Regions from separate parts of the Homo sapiens genome. Here region 2 is linked to region 1. Evidence: read pairs that join two places in POLR2A ChIA-PET (ENCODE). Cell type or tissue: GM12878. All regions are shown on one strand. Each heading gives the region's core, and the rest is flanking DNA. Links, peaks and the distances in the headings are about the cores only.

Region 1 (10,500 bases), core at 4,073-6,572:
TGGCTAATTTTTTGTATTTTTAGTAGAGACGGAGTTTCACCATCTTGGCCAGGCTGATCTTGAACTCCTGACCTCGTGATCCACCCACCTTGGCCTCCCAAAGTGTTGATTACGGGCGTGAGCCACCGCGCCCGGCCAAATTTCTTTTAATTCCTGTTCCAACCAGTTGACAAATAGGGCAAGGGCATCACAAGCAGAGGGAGCAGAAAACTACATGGACTATTCAGAAAAATGTAAACAGCTTAACATGGCTGTAGCATAATATATGACAGATGCAATAAGAGATAAAGCTAGAGAGGTTAATAGAGGCCAGAACTCATAGGAACTTGTATAAGAGTTTATCTTATTGGCAGTGGGGAGCCAAAGCTATAACATGATCATGTTTACATTTTTGAAAGATTAGTCTGGGAAGAGTATGGAAGATGGATAGTAGGCAAGTAAGACAGAGCGAAGAAGTCAATTAGAAAGTCTTTTCAAGTTATCCAAGCAGGAGGTCTCAAGTGGCCCGGTCTAGAGTAGTGACAGTGGACATTGAAAGAAAGAGATTTCAGAGATACACAGATAGAATTAATAGGACTTGCTAATAGATTGAAAGTTGAAAGATAAGATCCCCTATACATTATATGCAATTTTAAAATTCAAAAAGTTCTGGACAACAAGTTTACTTACTTAGTTAAGGTTTGTGACAAACTCTTTTGGCTGCAAAATGTTATCTGAACTATAATGAGTCTATAGTCACTATTTATGATCTTGTTTGCATTTTGCTGCATAAATATTAATGCATTTGATTATAGGGTACTATCCCATCCCCCCTGAGGTGTTACATCATATGTTTTATGTGCATTTTCTAAATTGTCTTTCTAATGTACAAAACATTGTGAATTTCAAAACACTTTTGATCCCAAGGATTTAAAATATAGGATTGTGGACCTGTGCTATTTTTTGTATGATTTTGCTTTAAAACTTCCTTGTTTCATAGATATAACAAACTGTACATTAACTTTTGAGTAGATAGTGACTTTTCTTTTTCTAATATCCAGCTGAGCTATATCTAGGAATGAAAATTTTGGTAGGGTTTGGGAAGAAGGAAGGAGTAACTTTGAAGCATACTGAGGAAAGTTGTGGCTGTGCTACTGCAATAGATTTGAAAACAAGGTAAGGCAATTTGAGGGAAATGGATGCTTAGAAAATAGACACAGATGACTAAGAAATACTAGAAAAGGTACAGCAAAGAAAGGGGTTTGCAGTAAAGAAGATGAAATGTAGAAATAACATAAATATTTAGTTTAAATTTATATGCATAGAGCTGTTCATAGTATTCTCTTATTTTCCTTTTAATCAATGTCTATGCAAACTGTAGTGATCTCTACTCTTTCATTTCTTGATATTGGTGATTTATGTCTTCTCTCTCTCTCTTTTTTTTTTTTGCCTTGCTTAGAGGATTGATATGGTTTGGCTGTGTCTCCACATAAATCTCATCTTGAATTGTAGCTCCCATAATTCCCATGTGTTGTGAGAGGGACCTGGTGGGAGATAATTGCATCATGAGGGTGGTTCCCCCCATACTGTTCTCACAGTAGTAAATAAGTCTCATGAGATCTGATGATTTTATAAGAGGAAACTCCTTTCGCTTGGTTCACATTCTCTCTTATCTGCCTCTATGTAAGACGTGCCATTTGCCTTCCACCATGATTGTGAGGCCTCCCCAGCCACGTGGAACTGTGAGTCCATGAAACCTCTTTTTCTTTGTAAATTACACAGTCTCGGGTATGTCTTTATCAGCAGCATGAGAACAGACTAATACAAGGATTATAAATTTTAGTTTCAGTGAATTTTCTCTATTGATTTTTTTGTTTTCAATTTCATCGATTTCTACTTTTTGTTGTTTCCTTTCTTCTGCTTGATCTGGGTTTGCTTTGCTCTTCTTTTTCTAGTTTCTTGGGGTGGAAATTTAGATTATCAAGTTGATATTTTTCTAATACAAGTGTTTAATTTTATAAAATTCCCTCTAAGCCCTGCTTTGATATAAACCAAACATTTTATTATGTTATATTTTCATTTTCACTCAGTCCAAAATATTTCCTAATTTCTCTTTGACCCATTATTTAGACATGTGTTGTGTAATTTCTTTCTTTTCTTTCTTTCTTTTTTTTTTTTTTTGAGATGGAGTTTTGCTCTTGTCACCCAGGCTGGAGTGCAATGGCGTGATCTCAGCTCACTGCAACCTCTGCCTCCCAGGCTCAAGCAATTCTCCTGCCTCAGCCTCCTGAATAGCTGGGATTATAGGTGCCCGGCACCATGCCTGGCTAGTTTTTGTATTTTTAGTGAAGATGGGGTTTCACAATGTTGGCCAGGCTGGTTTCGAACTCCTGACCTCAGGTGATCCACCTTCCTTGGCCTCCCAAAGTGCTGGACTTACAGGTGTGAGCCACCACACCTGGCCGTGTTGTGTAATTTCTAAGTGTTGGAAAATTCTCTTATCTTTCTGTTATTGATTTCTAGTTTAATTCATTTGTGGTCAGAGAGAATATTTTGTATGCTTTAAATTGTTTTAAATTGCTAAGTTTTGATTTATGACACATGAGATGGTCTGTTTTTGTGAACATTGTTGGGTGAAATGTTATGTATGTATGTAAACGTCAATTAGATCCTGTAGGTTGATTGCATTGTTCTGTATCTTTGCTGATTTCTGCAAAGTCCTTCTGTCTAGACATCAGAGTAGAGTATTAAGTTCCCAGTTATTGTGGATTTGTTCATTTCTCCTTTCAGTCTGGTCAGTTTTTGCTTCATATAATTTGAAGCTCTGTTATTTGGTGTATACACATTTAGGATTATTATGTATTCTTGGTGGATTGATCCTTTTACCAATAAGTAATGTTCCCCTTTATTCCTGGCAATTTTCTTTGCTCTGAAGTCTACTTTGATATTAATGTAACAGCTTTCTTTTGAATAGTGTTTGTGTATTATATCTTCTCTCCATTCTTTTAGTTTTAAGCTGCCTATATCATTGTATTTGAAGTGAGTCTCTTGTCTATAGTGCAGAGTTGGATTATTTTTAAAATCCATTCTAACAACCTCTGTCTTTTATTTGGTGTATTTAGAGCAATTGCACTTAATTTCATTATTGATGTTTGTATTTAGGTCTACCATTTTATTATTTTCCGTTTATCCCCTCTATTTTTGTTGTTGTTCCTCTGTTTCCTCTTTCCTGCCTTCTGGGTTCTTTGAACATTTGTTTTGTCCCACAGGACCTGTGGCTGGAGTCACCTCAAAAGCAGGAGCAGAGGAGTTCCCACAATGGAGTGCCCCAAACTGTCCTGAGATGGGACTGTTTGGGATTCCAAAGACAGAAGCACTAAGTGCCAGGGTGATCAGTCCAAAGCATGGACTGGTATGTCTGCAGATACAGGGGCAGGGGATGGAGTTTTTATTAGGGTTTAACAAATTTGGCTCAGTCGTGGGGCCAGTTTTTTTTTTTTTTTCAGTGTTTTGGGTAACAACCTAGATGCCTTTATTAGCACCTGGGAATGTTCAAGGCCCCAGTTTTTGTTCAGGCCTCCTGGCAAAAACCTGGAGTGGGCTGGGTCACAAAGTGATCAAGTCACTCTGTGATTTTCTGTCAAGACTCGGAAAGAAAGTTGGGGGAACTGGGGAAGCCCACAACAATTTTTAGTATCCCATTTTAATTTATATATTGTGATTTGAATTATATCTTCGTGTAGTTTCCTTTAATGCTTAATCTGGCAATTACCAAACACATTTCACAGTGAGTTTAGAATCAATATTTGACCACTTCAGTTGGAATGTAGAAACATTAGCACCATATGGGTCCAGCTTACCTTCTTCCCTTTATGTTATAGTTGTCTATCGATTACATCTACATACATCGAAAAACCATGCAGACAATCTCACACTTTTTGTTATCAACCATCAAACATGTTTTATAGAACTCAAGAGTGGCCAGGAGCGATGGCTCACACCTGTAATCCCAGCACTTTGGAAGGCCAAGATGGGCGGATCACTTGAGGTCATGAGTTCAGACCAGCCTGGCCAATGAGGCAAAACCCTGTCTCTAACAAAAATACAAAAATTAGCTGGGCATGGTGGTGGGTGCCTGTAATCCCAGCTGCTTGGGAGGCTGAGGCAGGAGAATCGTTTGAACCCGGGAGGCGCAGTTTGCAGTGAGCTGAGATTGTGCCACTGCACTCCAGCCTGGGTGACAGAGCAAGACTTCATCTCAAAAAAAAAAAAAAAAAAAAAGAGGGGACAAATAGTCTAGTATAATTACCCAGATAATTGACATTTCTGTTGCTCTTCCTTTTTCTTGATATTTCAAGTTTCCTTCTGGTATAATTTCCCTTGCTACCTGAAGAGCTTCCATTAGCAATGGAAGTTCTGCTGTTAGCAATTTCAGCTATGACTTCTCTTATTTTTCTTTCACTTGAGGATGGCTTTACTCCACCTTTATTCCTAAAGCAAATTTTCACTGGATATAGAATTCTGGATTGATAATTCTTTTCTTTCAGCACTTGAAAAATGTGCCACTTTATTCTGGCCTCTGTGGTTTCTGACGAAAAATTTACAATCATTTAAATCATTGTTCTCCTATAGCCTATGTCATTTTTTTCTGGGGCTGATTTCAAGATGTTTTCCTTTGTCTCTCATTTTCAGAAGTTTGGTGATGATGTCTGGGCATGGGTTTTGGGGGAGCATATGCTGTTTGGAGTCTATTCAGCTTGATCCTTCATTTCTATGTCTTTTGCCACACTTGGGAATAACTGGAAAATTTTCTGCTATTATGTCTTCAAATACTTTTTCAGCACTGCGCTTAGTCACTCCTTATTCTCAGACTCCAATAACACAAATACTAGATGTTTAGATGTTGTAACACTGGTCCCTGAAGCTCTGTTTGGTTCTTTCAAATCTTTTTTTCTGTCCTTCAGTATGAATGATTTCTACTGGTCTGTCTTTAAGTTCACCGAATCTTTGCTCTGTCATCTCCATTCTGTTATTGAGTCCTTCCATGGAATATTTTAATTGTGTTATTGTATTTTTCAGTTCTAAACTTTCCATTTGGTTTTTCTCTGTATCTTCCATTTATTTGATAATGCTTTCTATTTTAACTTTTGTTGCAAGAGTGTTCATGATTGCTCATTCAATTATTTTTATAACAACCACTTTAATGTCTTTGTCAGATAATTCCAATATCTGTGTCATCTCATCATTGGCATCTGTTGATTGTTTTTTCTATGCAAATTGAGATTTTTGTGGTTCTTCATGTGCCAAGTAATTTTGGATTGCATCTTGTACATATTGACTGTTATTTTGTAAGACTCTATCTTTTATTAAATTTTATGGAAAATGTTGATATTTGTGTTTTAACAGGTGTTTCACCTGATTAGGTCTAAGCAGCTAGTTTTAGCTGCTTCTCTGGTCCCTGGTTCTAATGTCAGCTCAGTTTCCACAGCCTCTGTGCTGTTCTTCAGGTCTGTCCTGCATGTGCACTACTCAGTGGTCAGCTGTGGACCTGCACATTGGTTTCTTCACTGGTTTAGTAATCAGAGTCTTTGCTATGCTCAAGATTAAAACCACCCATGCATGGGGACAGTGGTAGTGAGCCAAGGAGTCATAAAGTTTCCCTTTGGTATTTTTCAGTTTCCTGGTCAGAAACCACCCACTTCTGTGATAAAGACAAGTCAAGGTTTTGAGTGGTGGTAGGACAGAGACAGATTTATTAAAAAACATTTTTTGTCCCTGCCCTTATGGAGCCATAGCTCCACCTAATGGAAATGAATGTTTCCCTCCCTCAGATAGTTGGCTCTTGCAGAACAGTATTTGTCCTATTGTTTCTTTTACTCAGCATTATATCTTTAAGGTTTATCCATGTTGTAGCATGTATTAGAATTTCATTTTCAAAATTAATTAATTAAATTGACTATAATTGTATATATTTATGGAGTATGATGTGATGTTTTGATGTATGTACACATTGTAGAAAGATTCAATCAAACTAATTAGCATATTCATCACTTCACCTTTTTAACCTTTTTTTTTTTGCAGTGAGAACATTTAAAATATATCCTTTTAGCAATTTTGGAGTATATAATACATTATTAACTATGTTCACCATGCAGTGCAGTAGAGCACTAAAACTTATTCCTCTTGTCTAACTCAAACTTTGTACCCTTTGACCAACATATCTCCTTTCCCCATCCCTCCCCACCCTTCATCTCTGGAAACTAACATTCTATGAGATTGACAAAATTTTAGATTCCACATGGAAGTGAGATCATGAAGTGTTTGTCTTTCTGTGCCTGGCTTATTTAGCTTAACATGTCTTCCAGGTTCATCCAGGTTGTTGCAAATGACAAAATTTTGAGATAACGGTCCAATTTTATTCTTCCGCATGTGGATATCTAGTTTTCCCAGCACCATTTATTGAAAGCACTGTCCTTTCCCCATTGTATGTTTGTATTAGTCCATTTCCACAGTTCTGTAAAGAAATACCTGAGACTGGGTAATTTATAAAGATAAGAGGTTTAATTGGCTCATGGTTCTGCAGGCTGTACAGGTAGCATGGCTGGGGAGGCCTCAGGAAACTTATAATCATGGTGGAAGGAGAAGGGGAAGCAGGTACATCTTACATGGCCGGAGCCAGAGGAAGAAAGTGAGAGGGAGGTGCTACATACTTTTAAACAACCAGATCTCATGAGAATTCACTCACTATCATGAGAACAGCAAGAGGGAAATCCATCTCCATGATCCAGTCAGCTCCCACCAGGCCCTTCCTCTAACACTGGAGATTATAATTTGACATGAGATTTGAGTGGTGACACAAATCCAAACCACATCAATGTTCTTGGCACCTTTGTTGAAAATCAATTGACTGTAAATGCATAGTTTTATTTGTAGGCTTTTTATCCTGTTCCATTGGTCAATGTGTCTACTTCTATGCCAGTACCATAGCATAGAAGTTTTGATTATCATAGCTTTATAATACAGTTTGAAATCAGACAGGGTGATGATTCCAGCTTTGTTCTTTTTGCACAAGATTGCTTTGGACATTTGAGTTTTAAACAATGGTTCCATAATATATAACATTTGTTTATCCATTCATCTGTTGAAGAACATCTGGGTTGTTTCAACCTTTTGGCAATTGTGAATAATGCTGCCATGAATATTAGCGCACAAATACCTGTTTGAATCTTTCAATTCTTTTGATTCTATATCCTGAGGTGGAATTGCTGGATCATCTGGTAATTTCATATTTAATTTTTTGAGGAGCCACCATACCATTTATTACAGCAACTGTACCATTTTACATTTCCACCAGCAACATATGAAAGTTCAAATTTCTCCACATCCTCAATACTTGTTATATTCTGTGTTTTTTGGGAGTGGGTGATTTTGATGACAGCTATCTTAGTCAGTTTGAGCTGGTATAATAAGTTGCCATAGACTAGGTGGCTTAAACAAGAAAAATTTATTTCTCACAGGTCTAGAGGCTAGAAAATCCAATATTAAGGCACTAGTAGATTTATTGCCTGGTGAAGGTCCTCTTCTTGGTTTCCAGACTTCTTGCCGTACCCATCACGTGGCAGAAAGAGAGCAAGAGTGCTCTCTGTGGTCCTTTATATTCCACTCATGAGGGTCCCACTGTCATAACCTAATTACCTCCCAAAGGCCCCATCACCTATTACCTATTACCTATTACCATCAACTATTAATGTGATGGTAATCACATTAGGCGTTAGGATTTCAACATATGAATTTGGGGGAGTGGACAGGAATATTCAGTCCATAACAATAGCCATACTAATGGGTGTGAAGTGGTATCTCATTGTGGTTTTAATTTGAATTGCCCTAATGATTAATGATGAGCATCTTTTCATGTGATTACTTGCCATTTGTATGTCTTCTTTGAAGAAACTTTTGTTCAAATCCTTTGGTCATTTTTTAATGTGGTTGCTTTGGTGTTGTTGACTTGCAGAAGTTCTTTATATATTTTGGATATTAACCCTATATCAGATATATAATTAGCAAATATTTTCTTTTATTTTATGAGTTACCTTTTGACTCTCTTAAAAGTGTCCTTTGATTATACAAAGGTTTTTAATTTTGATAAACTCCAATTTATCTATTTTTCCTTTTGTTGCCTATACTTTTGGTCTCAAATCCAAGAATTCATTGCCAAATCCAGTGTCATCAAAGTTTTCCCCTTTCTTTTCTTAGAAGATTTTTATAGTTTTAGTTCTTAAGGTTAGGTCTTTGATTAATTTTTAGTTAACTTTTGTCCCTGGTATGAGGTAAGGGCCCAAATTATTCTTTTTTTTTTGTACTTTAAGTTTTAGGGTACGTGTGCACAACATGCAGGTTTGTTACATATGTATGTATGTGCCATATTGGTGTGCTGCACCCATTCACTCATCATTTACATTAGATGTATCTCCTAATGCTAACCCTCCCTGCTCCCCCCACCCCACGACAGGCCCCGGTGTGTGATGGTCCCCTTCCTGTGTCCAAGTGTTCTCATTGTTCAGTTCCTACCTATGAGCGAGAACATGTGGTGTTTGGTTTTCTGTCCTTGCAATAGTTTGCTGAGAATGATGGTTTCCAGCTTCATCTGTGTCCCTACAAAGGACATGAACTCATCCTTTTTTATGGCAGCATAGTATTCCATGGTGTATATGTACCACATTTTCTGAATCCAGTCTATCATTGATGGGCATTTGGGTTGGTTCCAAGTCTTTGCTATTGTGAATAATGCCGCAGTAAACATACATGTGCATGTGTCTTTACAGCAGCATGATTTATAGTCCTTTGGGTATATACCCAGTAATGGGATGGCTGGGTCAAATGGTATTTCTAGTTCTAGATCCTTGAGGAATCGCCACACTGTCTTCCACAATGGTTGAACTAGTTTACAGTCCCACCAACAGTGTAAAAGTGTTCCTATTTCTCCACATCCTCTCCAGCACCTGTTGTTTCCTGACTTTTTAATGATCGCCATTGTAAGTGGTGTGAGATGGTATCTCATTGTGGTTTTGATTTGCATTTCTCTGATGGCCAGTGATGATGAGCAGTTTTTCATGTGTCTGTTGGCTGCATAAATGTCTTCTTTTGAGAAGTGTCTGTTCATATCCTTTGTCCACTTTTTGATGGGGTTGTTTGATTTTTTCTTGTAAATTTGTTTAAGCTCTTTGTAGATTCTGGATATTAGCCCTTTGTCAGATAGGTAGATTACAAAAATTTTCTCCCATTCCGTAGGTTGCCTGTTCATTCTGATAGTAATTTCTTTTGCCGTGCAGAAGCTCTTTAGTTTAATTAGATCCCATTTGTCAATTTTGGCTTTTGTTGCCATTGCTTTTGGTATTTTAGACATGAAGTCCTTGTCCATACTTATGTCCTGAATGGTATTGCCTAGGTTTTCTTCTAGGGTTTTTATGGTTTTAGGTCTAACATTTAAATCTTTAATCCATCTTGAATTGATTTTTGTATAAGGTGTAAGGAAGGGATCCAGTTTCAGCTTTCTCCATGTGGCTAGCCAGTTTTCCCAGCACCATTTATTAAATAGGGAATATTTCCCCATTTCTTGTTTTTGTCAGGTTTGTCAAAGATCAGATGGTTGTAGATGTGTGGTATTACTTCTGAGGGCTCGGTTCTGTTCCATTGGTCTATTTCTCTGTTTTGGTACCAGTACCATGCTGTTTTGGTTACTGTAGCCTTGTAGTATAGTTTGAAGTCAGGTAGCGTGATGCCTCCAGCTTTGTTCTTTTGGCTTAGGATTGACTTGGCAATGCGGGCTCTTTTTTGGTTCCATATGAACTTTGAAGTAGTTTTTTCCAATTATGTGGAGAAAGTCATTGGTAGCTTGATGGGGATGGCATTGAATCTATAAATTACCTTGGGCAGTATGGCCATTTTCATGATATTGATCCTTCCTATCCATGAGCATGGAATGTTCTTCCATTTGTTTGTGTCCCCTTTTATTCCATTGAGCAGTGGTTTGTAGTACTCCTTGAAGAGGTCCTTCACATCCCTTGCAAGTTGTATTCCTAGGTATTTTATTCTCTTTGAAGCAATTGTGAATGGGAGTTCACTCATGATTTGGCTCTCTGTTTGTCTGTTATTGGTGTATAAGAATGCTTGTGATTTTTGCACATTGATTTTGTATCCTGAGACTTTGCTGAAGTTGCTTATCAGCTTAAGGAGATTTTGGGCTGAGACGATGGGGTTTTCTAAATATACAATCATGTCATCTGCAAACAGGGACAATTTGACTTCCTCTTTTCCTAATTGAATACCCTTTGTTTCTTTCTCCTGCCTGATTGCCCTGGCCAGAACTTCCAACACTATGTTGAATAGGAGTGGTGAGAGAGGGCATCCCTGTCTTGTGCCAGTTTTCAAAGGGAATGCTTCCAGTTTTTGCCCATTCAGTATGATATTGGCTGTGGGTTTGTCATAGATAGCTCTTATTTTTTTGAGATCCGTCCCATCAAT
Region 2 (5,064 bases), core at 1,766-4,265, 52 kb after region 1:
GAAGGAGTCCACCAACTCAATGGAGACCAGATTCTTGCTGGCAGATAACCTGTATTGCAAAGCTTCAGTTCCTCCTACCGATAAAGTGTGTCTGTGGTTGGGGGTAAGTAAATGTTATAGCCACAGCTGATATATTTGTAAACCAGTGTGTTTTCTGTAGCAAACACACTGGTTTTGCTAGTATTTGCTAGTATTTTAGTAGTATTGCTCGAGATATGTAAAGTGTTCATCTCCTTTTGATTGTGGAAGGGACAAAGGGACAGAGTCCAAGTGGTTCATATTAGAAATTGACTAGAATCAGAAGTGCGATGAAGATCGCAGTAAAAACATACTGAAGTCTCTCCCAATCAAGATAAAACTGATCAAACAAACCCTGCTTCTCTTCCAGTTAGTGCTTTATCTCTCTTAAATATAATGGAGGAAGAGCAATAGAAGTAAAATAGAAGGTACTGCTGAACTTTAGATAAACGCTTCTTCCCATAAGAGTTTAATAATTCTAGAAAGATCCCTCTCAATTTAAGGGGAAAAAGAGTATTGCAAAAAGTTTGAGGTTAGAGTTTATTTTTTAAAACCATGTATTTCAGTTTTAGATGATTTCATTGAGCTTATCTGTGATTTACCTATTTTGCTCTTCTCAGTCCTCTGACTATCCAGCTACCTGTCTGTGGATCTTGTTACCTCAGGCAAGTTCTCATACAAAGTAGCAAGCCAAGTGTACTTCTACCAGCTGTCCTACGGGGAGGATTTCCCCTAGCTGCTGTCCTGTAGGATCACTCTGGAGAGGCACTCTAGATTAGCCCAAGGAGGTTTGCTCAAAGTTTGTACAACATTTATATTTCACTCTACAATCTGCATTTCAGTATTTATCTTTTATAATTTATCACTAAGGCTTTTTAAAAAATAACTTTGAAGCATAGCAACTACACCTGAGTGTCCAAGGATTCAATGATTTTCTGTATTCAGTTTTTTTGTAGAAATTGCATGACCTTTTGATTCACAAATTCAAGTGTTACTTTATTTCAGGAAAGATAATTTCTGTTGTGTACTTGAATGTGACTTTTGCCCCATTTCTTTTATTATCTTTTGGGAATAATAAATATGCATATGTTCGATCTCCTTTATCTGTTTTCAGTACCTATCATGTTCTCTGTTTTCAGTTATTCGATGTGTTTCATTCTGTGTGATTTCCTCTGGCTGCTTCCCCATGACTTTGTGTTTTCCCTGGTAGTTATTCTGTTTTGTTGCTTTTACTCTGTCTTTTGTAACTGTTCTTCTGTTTCTCTTTCTCTTCATTTTCTTTGCTGAGCTCTTCTTGCTCTTTTCATGTTTTTCTTCTTTCATTCCTCTTGAATGTTTAAATCCTCATTTCACCACTCATAGACTGGCACTTCCCACAATCTTCTCCATCTCAGTAAATGGCAGAATCTTTTGCCTGGTTGCTCAGAACAAAAATCTTTGAGTCTTCTTTGACTCTTCTTTATTTTATATCTCTCAACCAGTCCTTCAGCAAACCCCACTGGTTCCTTCTTCTGAATAGATTGAGAAGCCAACTATCTCTCACTTCCTTACTGCTGTTACCATGGTCCAGGCCACCTTTGTCTCTTGCCAGGACTGTGGGAATACTGTCTATTAGTTTTTAGGGATGCCATAATAAAATTACCACAAACTGGGTGGCTTTAACAACTGAAATGGACTGTCTCATGGTTCTGGAGGCCAGAAGTCCGTGATGAGCCCCAGAATCAGGGTCGATTCCTTCTGAGAGCTGTGAGGGAAAATCTGTTCTAGCCTCCTCTCTTAGCTTTGGTGTTCGCGGACAGTCTTTGGCATGTTGATGTGTAGAAGCATCACTGTGATCTCCGCCTTCATCTTCACATGTGTGCATGCATGTGTCCAAATTTCTCCTTTTGAAAGACCTTATCTCCAAATAAAGTCACATTCTGAGCTACTGGGGGTTAGTAGTCCAACTTATTTTTTGTTGGGGAGACAGAATTCAATCCATAATACCTTACTTCCACGTAAGGTCACATTCGCTAGTATAAGGGGTTAAAACTTAAATGTATCTTTTTTGGGGACACTGTTTAACCCATAATAATACCCTAATTCACTGTCTTGCTTCTGCCCTTGCTGGAATTCCTAAAGTCTTTCCAGCACAGTGGTCAGATTAATCCTTTGAAATCTCAATCAGGTCATTCCATTATTCTGCCCAAAATCTTTGAATGGTTTCTTATCACATTCCGAGGAAAAGTCCAAGTTCTTTGAGTGGCTGACAAGTTCCTATACATCCTGGTACTCTCTGTTACTTCTCTCTTTTTTTTTTTTTCTGAGACAGAGTCTCACTCTGTTGCCCAGGCTGGAGTACAGTGTTGTGATCTCAGCTCACTGCAACCTCTGTCTCCCGGGCTCAAGCGATTCTTGTGCCTCAGCTTCCTGAATAGCTGGGATCACAGGCACGTGCTACCATGCCCAGCTAAATTTTTTGGTAGAGACGGGGTTTTGCCATTTTGGCCAGGTTGATCTCGAACTCCTGGCCTCGGGTGATCTGCCCACCTTGGCCTCCCAAAGTGCTGGGATTACAGGTATGAGCCACCGTGTCCAGTCTCTCTGTTCTTCTCTTACTTCCTCGCTTGGCCACACTTGGACTTCTTGCCAGACTTAGAGCATGCTGGGAATGGCCCTGCCTCAGAACCTTTATTCTAGCTCTTTCTTCTGCTTAAGCTGCCAGAGTAGTGCTTTTAAAACATGTCAGATGATTCCGCTTTTCTGCTCAAGACCCCAGTGGTTTCCCTGTCACCAAGGGTGGAATACAGAGGTGTCCTTTCCACAGGACAGCCCTACTCCCTCTCAGCACTCATTTATGCTCATTCTTTTGCTCACTCTGCTGTAGCCATGGTGGCCCCCTAACTGTTCCTGGAACCTGCCAGTGTGGCCCCACATTTCTACTTCTGTGTTCTTCACACTCAATCCTTTGAGTTCTCAGTTCTGATTGTTAGCTCCCCCAGGGACCTGCTATGACTTGTCTGTCAGCATTTCTTGGTTTCACTTGTACTGTTTATCTTGTATTGTTTTCCTTCAAAGTACTTAGCACTCCCTGATATGTTATTGATTGGTGTATTTACCAGTTCCCTGACACATAATAAGTGCTCAGTAAAAATTTTTCTTGGGTGAATGACATTTTTGTTAGTTTTTCATCAGAGTTCATACATGCTAATGGTTCAAAGAGCAAATAGAAAGCAGCAGGCTACTGCTCCATCCCCAGATGCACCCACTTTTAATCATGTCTGTACATCTGTATGTACCTAAATATTTGGAATTTTGTTAATTGTTTTTACAAAAATGGGATATATATTGTATATTGTTCAGCACAGATGTCTTTATTTGTGAGTAGACACAGAGTTTGCCTCCTTGGTTTTATTGGCTTACTATTCTGTGGTAGGGCTATGTGATAATATTCCCAAGTCAAGGGGTGTTTGGATTGTTTTAAAATTTCTTGTACAGTGAGCGGTGCTGTAGTAAATATTTTTGCACATATAGACTTGTATACAAAGGCATATTTTTGTATGCTGCTTTGAAATGGAATTGTTGTGTCTAAGAGTATGCACATTTAACATGTTGATGGATACTATCAAATTGCTCTCCAGAAAAGACTACCAATTTTCATTTTCTCCAACCGTATATAAAAATACCCTTTTATTAACAGTCTCACCCACATTTTTAGATTTTTGCTAGTTTTATAGGTGAAAATAGTATCATCTTATAGGTTTTTGTATGACAAAATGCTCATTTGTATTTCCTCTTCTGTTTCCCTTCCTGACTATGTTGTTGCTCCATTTTTCTGTTGGATTCTTTTTCTTTTTTTTTTTGATAGACATTTAGGTCTTCTTTATATATTATGTATTTCGGATGCACAGTCTTCTCTTAATATTGCAGATACTTTTTCTCATCTGTCACTTGTCTTTTGTGGTAGCTCTTAGAAGTTTTAAATTTTAATGTAATCGACTTTATCAGATATTTATAATTTTATCTTAACAGTGTACTCCTTTCACCAAATCTGCAAACATTTTTTTCCTAATATTTATATACTTAAATTTTTTAGAAAACTTTTTTGTTAAGGATAACATGGAAAGATAAGCAACTCCTCAGGATAATGGGTGAGTGACTTCCAAAAAGAGGGCCTCCCAATGGCCAGTAAACATATGAAAAGTTGTCCCACTTCATTAGTAAACAGGGAAATGCAAATTAAAAGCACAATGTGATCTCACTGTGTACCCACCGGAATGGTAGGGTGATACTAAGTGATGGTAGGACATGGAATAGTGAGAACACTGATTTACTGTTGGTGAAGGTGTAAATGGACACAGCCACTGGGGAAACTGGCAGTATCTGTTAAAGCAGAACATATGCATTGCCTATGCCATAGCAGTTCCATGCCTGTCTCTATCTCTTTCTGCCTCTTGCTGTATATAAGAAATGTATAAATATTAACTAAAAGAAAGGTATAAGAATGTTCATATCAACTCTGTAGTAACCAAAACCTGGAAACAACCCAAATGTTCATCATAGTCGAATGGATGAGTAAATCATGATGTGTTCAGACTGTGGAATACTATACAGTACAGAGGAGGAATGAACTGCTGCTACACGCCAGCACTGCAAGGGTGATTTTCACAAACAAGGTTGAGTGAAAGAAACTGCATAGCAAATTACCACAAACTCAGAGGCTTAAAACAATATCCATTATCTCCTAGCTGTATAGGTCAGAAATCCAGATGGGCTTGGCTGGGTCCTCTGTGCAGGGTCCCACAAAGCCAGAATTAAATTGTCAACAGGGCTGTATTCCTTACTAGCATCTCTGGGGGAGAATTAGATTTCAGCCTTATTCACGTTATTGGCAAAATCCGGTTCTCTGTGGTTGAGGTCCCTGTTTCCTTGCTGCCTGTCGTCCAGGAGTCAGTCTCAGCTTCTAGAGGCCACCTGCAATCCTTGGCTCATGGTCCTTTCTGTTTTCAAAGCAGTGATATGACTAGTCTTTCTTACACTTTAGATCTTTCAAACTTCTCATTCTGC

What was found. ChIA-PET counts read pairs that join two places held together with the same protein. Peaks named below come from ENCODE experiments on the same cell type or tissue, not always from the same donor. Only the 100,000 strongest peaks of a DNase experiment are listed, where the experiment ranks them.
Region 2: POLR2A ChIA-PET joins it to region 1 with 10 read pairs; 1 of 35 experiments calls an interaction of 5 or more read pairs at or near these places.

What each region holds. Positions count from the first base shown.
Region 1 is chrX:155,174,025-155,184,524 of GRCh38, forward strand. No RefSeq gene overlaps it. Among named protein-coding and RNA genes, the nearest start is that of VBP1, 37 kb to the right of the region's middle. In GM12878, for the core only: a CTCF peak has its summit at 5,781 (motif pointing left); a DNase peak (open chromatin) is centred at 5,635.
Region 2 is chrX:155,228,380-155,233,443 of GRCh38, forward strand. It overlaps VBP1 (VHL binding protein 1), which reads left to right. Exons shown (of 6, transcript NM_003372.7): 4 at 5-103. Among named protein-coding and RNA genes, the nearest start is that of VBP1, 14 kb to the left of the region's middle. In GM12878, for the core only: no CTCF peak of the experiment used is centred there; a DNase peak (open chromatin) is centred at 2,992; H3K27ac peaks cover 613 bases.